Regions from separate parts of the Homo sapiens genome. Here region 2 is linked to region 1. Evidence: chromatin contacts called from ENCODE Hi-C data. All regions are on one chromosome and are shown on one strand. Each heading gives the region's core, a stretch centred on a gene start or an enhancer-like site at or near the end of the contact. The rest is flanking DNA. Distances are from core to core; before and after follow the strand shown.

Region 1 (3,019 bases), core at 350-2,849:
ACTCTTGACCATAAGGATTTCATTTCCTGGTGACTTGAATCTTTAGGCCCAGAGGCTGTTCAGAATCTAACCAGCTACAACAAAATTGGGACTTGAGGGGGATTAAGAAAAACTTGGCTTTAAAAATTAGAATTAACAACAAGAGAATGGTTAAATGAGTTCAGGTATAAAAGACTGCAATAGTTAAAAAGAAATAAGGATACAGACATAAAAAGATCTTTGAGATGTACTGTTAATTGAAGAAAACAAGTTGTAGAATAAATTTTAAAATACAATCATGTTTATGCAAAAGAACAACAACAAAAAAACCTAGCTTTCTCCCCGCCACAGGTACATGCATGAAACCATACCCAGGAGGTTAGGAAGATGCCACACTCAATGGATGACAGTGGCTGCCTCTGGGGAGTGTGTGTGAAGGTCGACCAGACCTTGCACTTTGTTTTGTTCACATTTTAAAAGATAATGTAACTACGTCTTTCTGCTGTAATCAGAAATAAAAAAAATAGAACAACTGGCTTGAAAATCTAGGATGCAAATCCTTCTGCTTATCTGAGACCCAGGTGGTCACTGGTTCAGTCCTGATGCAGAGCAATGGCACTGACATTGAAATTGCACTCAAAGAAACCGAGCTGCAGCTCACCATGGACATGTTGTAGGATTCCAACCAGGAAGTGCTCTGAGCTTCACAGGGTTGCTGTGAGTATTAAATGAGATAATATATGAATGTGCTTTGCAAAAGTTAAAGTGGGAGACACATATAAGGTAGAAATACTATACTGTGTCATTACATTCTTGTACTAGCTCCCAAAGTGAAAGTGGGATAAGAATGCAAGCACCACAACCCGATGAAGTAGATATTATTATGATCATCTCCATTCCCCAGCTGAGGAGTTAAGTTTTAGTTAATTTTCTATTGGTCATTCGGCTGTTCAGCTGCAGTCAGAACTTGAACCCAGGCTCCCTGCTGTTCTCAACTGCCACTGCATGTTGAAGCACTCGGACACATTTACAGCCATGTGTATATATATTTACCGTTTCCTTCTTGGAGCAGTTCTGACAAAGCTGAGATTTAAACCTCCAAGAACAAATATATGAAACTGATTCTAAGCACTGTAGAGTATTTATGATGTGTTTGTGCTAGGCATTGTAGGAATAACAAGTGGCTAACATTTTCTGATCATCTGCTGTGTGCAAGACCGTCTTCTAAGCGCTTTACATGTATTAGTGCGCACAACTTTATGCAAGAGGTACTACTATCCCCACTTTACAGTTGAGAAAAATGCTGCACAGAGAGTTTAAATATCTTGCTCAAAGCAAAGACGTTTAAGATATGGTCTCTACCCTGAGTCCAATATGCGTGAAATAAAACAATGGAGAAGTGCTGCAATGCAGCTATTTACAAAGTTCCAAGGGCGCTCAGAGAGTACCATCCCTGCAGGGGAAAGCGAAGCACTTCGTGTGAGATCCTGAAAGTCCGGGGTGAGCCACTTCAAGCAGGGGCGGGGCGCGTGTGCAAGGCCCTGGGCTGAATTAATGAGAACCCGATCTCATGTTCTGGGTCAGAACCGAGCTCCATCCGGACTGCAGCGCAAGCCAAAGAAATGCAGTGGCTGCTGTCCCGGCTGGGCCCTTCTGCATACCCCGGGGGCATCGGGCCAGGGAGCCGTGCTCCCCTTGGGCCGCGGGGTTGGTAAGCAGCAAACCGAGCTGAAGCGGCCAAGAACCCTCCCGTAGGGCAGAGTGAGGATTGGCGGGAGAGAAAAGCCTAAAGGGACTGTAGCAATTGGCTGCCGCCTTTTCCACCGTAGGAGGATCGGGCTGACACTCCCAGCGTTGGGACTTATTCAGGTAAAGATTATGTCTGGAGCCCCATCTTGCTTCAGAGACCTCCCGTTCTGCGCTTATCACTGCGTCCCCGGAAACCAGACGTCCCTTAAGAGACTTAGCCAATTATCATCCACGGCCATTACCGTGGAGAGCCTAGCGCTGTCAGCGAGTTTCTGATTGGCTGTTGCTGGAAGGGGGCGGGCCCGGAGAAGAACCGTGCAGCGTGCGGAAGGAGCCCTACTTGCCCACCGTTCTCTCCAACTCAGGACGGACGGCGCCGCCAAGTGGTCTGTAGGGGTAATGCCTCGTGCTGTTGCCCCGCAGAGGGCGGGCTTGGCTTGCCAGGCTCCTGGAGAGGAAAGCCTTTTAACCTAAATGAAGTAGAAAGAGAAATACCTAAACTTGAATAGGAATCAGTCGTGCTGAATAAGAGAGCTCTTAGTCAGAATGCGTGTCGTCGGTTCCAGCTCCACATTAACTCAGTTTCCTTTCTTTCCTGAGCCTCATCTGTCAGATGGGGATAATGATAATACCTATCTCCAAGGCTTGCCATGAGGTTTCAATGAAATTAATATGTTTAAGGTTCGCACAGTGCCATGCGCATAATAGGTACACGATAAGCAATAACTGGTGGGGATCAGTGCACTGGTTAAGAGTGAGCATTCTGGGTCAGTGCCGTGACTCACACCTATAATCTCAGCATTTTGTGAGGCTGAGGCAGGAGGATTGCTTGAGTCCAAGAGTTTGAGAGCAGCCTGGGAAACATAGTGTGACCCTCTCTCTACAAAAAATAAAATTATCTAGACGTGTGATGTGTGCCTGTAGTCCCAGCTACTTGGGTGGCTGAGGTGGGAGGATCACTTGAGCCTGGGAGGTCGAGGCTGCAATGAGATGAGATTGCACCACAGCACTATAGCCTGGGTGACAGAGTGAGACCTTGTCTCAAAAAAAAAAAAAAAGAAAAAAACAAAAAGAATGAGAATTTTGCCGTTTGAAAGAATACCTGTTGAGTCCCAAGCCTGCATAGCACTAGCATGGTGAGATTACATAGCCTCCCTGTCGCAGTTTCCTCATCTGGAAATGAGACTAACAATAACACCTACTTCATGGAATTGTGGTTTAATTGTGGTACTGATAAAATACCCAATACAAAGCAATCAGTAAATGTTGGCCCCTATTATTCATATCATTT
Region 2 (3,019 bases), core at 323-2,822, 3.8 Mb before region 1:
GTTTAATAATGGAATCAATTAACAACTCAATCTCATACTTAGAAATCGTCTTTTATTGCACAGTATCTTGACAATCAAAACAGAGAAACAATATAACTTTAAATAAGATTCAAAGCACTGACTTCCAATTACCCACAAGCAGAACCCTTCTTAAAATGCAACATTCATTCTGCATGGATGGGCAATGAATTGGACAAAACAAGCTCGACTGATGTTTCTGGGACCATAGAGGAGACATCCTGGAGGAGAACACATTTTTTCTACTTGTATGTCAGAAGATGAGCTAACCACCATGCAAGAGAATAGAAACAAGCCAGCTTCCTCTCGGAGGGAAAAATAAAGCAACTCCTCGCTCGGCTAAGCAGGACAAAGCCAGGACGTGCAAGAAGCCTTCAGTCAAAGGCTCCACGTGCCTTTCCAAGGACGGAGGGACCCACCCACACACAATCACACACAGCCAGCCCACCACGCGCCTGCGGAAGAAAGCCGGGTCCTCGGCCAACCTTCAGCACCAGTGGCCCAGGCTCTCCCAGTTTGCAAACCTCCCGCAGCACCCACCAACTGGAGGGCACAGAGGGAGCAGAGGGCCACATCCTCTTTCCAAGTCTCATCTTCCTCGCCAATGCCTGTTTCTCCCCAACTATGAAGTGAAGTGTACCTCCCCAAGGAAACTGAGACTTACAGGCACACACACCCCAGTCGTCAATAAGTCCCGGAGCCCTACGATCAAGACCAGCGAGTCTTTCCCCGGGACCCCACAACCGGGTTCCCGGAATGACGGGGAGGCGCCGCACTCACCCAGTCCTCGAAGTGGCGGCTCCCGTTCTGCAGCAGCTCCTCAAACTGGATGGTGCAGTTGGCCACGAAGTCGTCGTAGCCTATGGGGGCATCGTGAAAGACAGCCAGCTCGATCTTGCGTCCGTTGCACACATCGGTGACGAACTCGTCGTGCCAGGCCGGGCTGTTGGTCTTCTGCTTGGTGGCCGTTTGGCCGATGCGCGAGTCGTCCACATTGAGGGCAATGTAGGGGTCGAGAAGGAAAGTCTGCGGCCGGGGTCCCACCGCATGGCGCAGCGACCAGGCTGTGGGCTTCAAGCTCACGGCCTCGCAGATTTTGATCTTAAGAAGGCCATTGAACACTACCATGGTCGGGGCGGGGAGTGGGGGCCGGGGTCACTCCGTCTGCCCCGAGGGCAGGAATGAAGAACCGACGGCCCGGCACTCCGAGCCACAGGGACTCTTGGGTCCCCTTTCGCCCCACCCCGCACACTCCCTACACCTTGTGGCGTTGCGCCCTGGCGCGGGCGATTCTCAGCCAGTGCATGTATTTCCTCGCCGGGTTCCTAACGGAAAACAGGGAGGGGGGAGAGCTGGGGGATGTCCGTGTTTGGAGCAAGTCTCTCCCCCCGACCACCAGCTGCACCTCCAGAAGAGAAGACGAGCTGTCGGCTCCGCTGCAAGCCGCGGGGGCTGCCTCGCCGCCTCGCTGGCTCTCCGGCTCCGGACTGCGGGAAAGCGGGCGCCGCGCCCGGCGCTTACCTACCTTTCCGAAACATAATCCCGGGAAATTTCGACTCCGGGAGGGGGATGGGGCGGTGGGACGGGGCGGGGACGAGAACCGGGGGCGCAGATTTCAACCCGGATCCTCTTCGCACACTCAGCGCCTGCCTCTGACCGCGCGGGGCGGGGGGGTGAACGGAGGGATGTTCAGTCTATCCGGAGGGATGCATGTCGAGAGGAAATGGTCCTCCTCGGAGCCAAATTTTTAAAAATCCACAAGCCCCACGGCCAGCCGGGGCCGCCGCCTCCTGGGCGAAGCAGCGCCGCGCCGGAGCCGGCGATCGGGAGGCGCCAGGAGCCCGGAATCTCACATCCGCGCGGGCTCGGAGTCCGGGCGGCCGCCGATCCGGCTCGGGGGCGCAGGCCAGCACCGGGCGGTGCGCAGCGCGGCGGCGGGGCAGGGACTGCGACTCAGCGCGGCCCCACCTCCTGGGCGCCGGCGCCCGCCCTCCGCGCTCCCCGCGTCCCCGCTCTCGGCTGCCGCTCGCTCGCCGCCCGCCAGCCCGCGCTCCCCCGCGGTCTCCTCTCCCTCTGTCGGTGTGCGAGCGAGTCTCCCTCCCTCTAATGCAGGAAATGCGCAAAAGACGTCAGTGTGTGTGAGTGTGTGTGTGTGAGTGTGTGTGTGTGCACGCGCGCGCGCGCACGGCAGTGTTTGGGGAAATAGAAAGTTTTGCCGGTTGGGGGAGCAATACGGAAAAAGTGAGCCGAGGAGACAACGGTGGAGAGCTGGCGAGGCTGCCCGGGGTCGCAGCGGCGGGCGGGTCAGCCGGGGGGCGGGGACCCCGCGCGGGACCCCGGGGTGCGGCGGCGCTGGGCTGGATGCGCGTGCCGGGGGCCGTGGATGGCCATGGATGGGCCCCGCCGGGCCGCGTATCTCTCGGGGACCCTGCGGCCAACACTGTCTTTTAGAGCCGGGGATGGGGGAGTGGAGGGGGCCCTGTTGCCCTAGAGGCCTCGGGACCCTTCCCTTGCCCACCCCCACTCGGGCCGCGGCGGGCAGGAGCAGTCTGCGGAGTTCTGGCCCATCTGTCACTCTGTCCCGGGACGCTGTGATCCACGGCGGTGGGGGAGGGGGAAGGGGGAGGGACAAGCATGGCTCGGGTGAAGTTTTAAACTCTGTTCTTCTCTCTTGCCTTTCTTTGGGGACATTCTCCCCTTTGGGATCTGTCCTGGACTTCGCAGGCTGCGAGAACTTGTTGACAAGTGAAAGCTCGGTAGAGCCCCGGCTTGGTTTGTGGTCTGCTTATTTTTTGCAAAGTGACTGTTCCTGTTTGCGCTGGTCCTTATCGGTGCCCCTTTGGGGGACTTCGGCACTGATCAGCGCGCTGACAGCCGCCGTCCGGGCTGCGGGAAAATGGGGCGCGCCCTCCGGGGGGCGAGTGGCTGTGTCCTTGCTAATTTCCTCCGTAACCTTTAAACTCTCGCTGGAAGCTACCGCCGCGGCTGGTCACGTGAGGAG

Evidence for each region. A loop is a pair of places that touch in the nucleus more often than their neighbours do. Pooled maps may share reads with other maps.
Region 2: a loop to region 1 is called in a map of naive thymus-derived CD4-positive, alpha-beta T cell, with 32 times the contacts of the local background. The contact joins the promoter of PRKCE here to the enhancer-like site in region 1. A Hi-C loop is called at or near these places in 2 of 168 maps with a recorded cell type or tissue (CD8-positive, alpha-beta T cell and naive thymus-derived CD4-positive, alpha-beta T cell) and 5 of 50 pooled maps.

The regions. Positions count from the first base shown.
Region 1 is chr2:41,839,936-41,842,954 of GRCh38, reverse strand. No RefSeq gene overlaps it. Among named protein-coding and RNA genes, the nearest start is that of LINC01913, 36 kb to the left of the region's middle. Within about 2 kb of position 1,599, at least 19 of the 41 ENCODE cell types and tissues checked have a DNase peak (open chromatin) inside an H3K27ac peak, as active enhancers do.
Region 2 is chr2:45,650,228-45,653,246 of GRCh38, reverse strand. PRKCE (protein kinase C epsilon) reads right to left here and starts at 1,572. Exons shown (of 15, transcript NM_005400.3): 1 at 799-1,572. The coding sequence starts at 1,146. LOC102724965 (a long non-coding RNA gene) reads left to right here and starts at 2,032. Exons shown (of 2, transcript XR_005647119.2): 1 at 2,032-3,019. RefSeq lists enhancers at 894-1,514, 2,003-2,297 and silencers at 1,673-2,142, 2,313-2,412.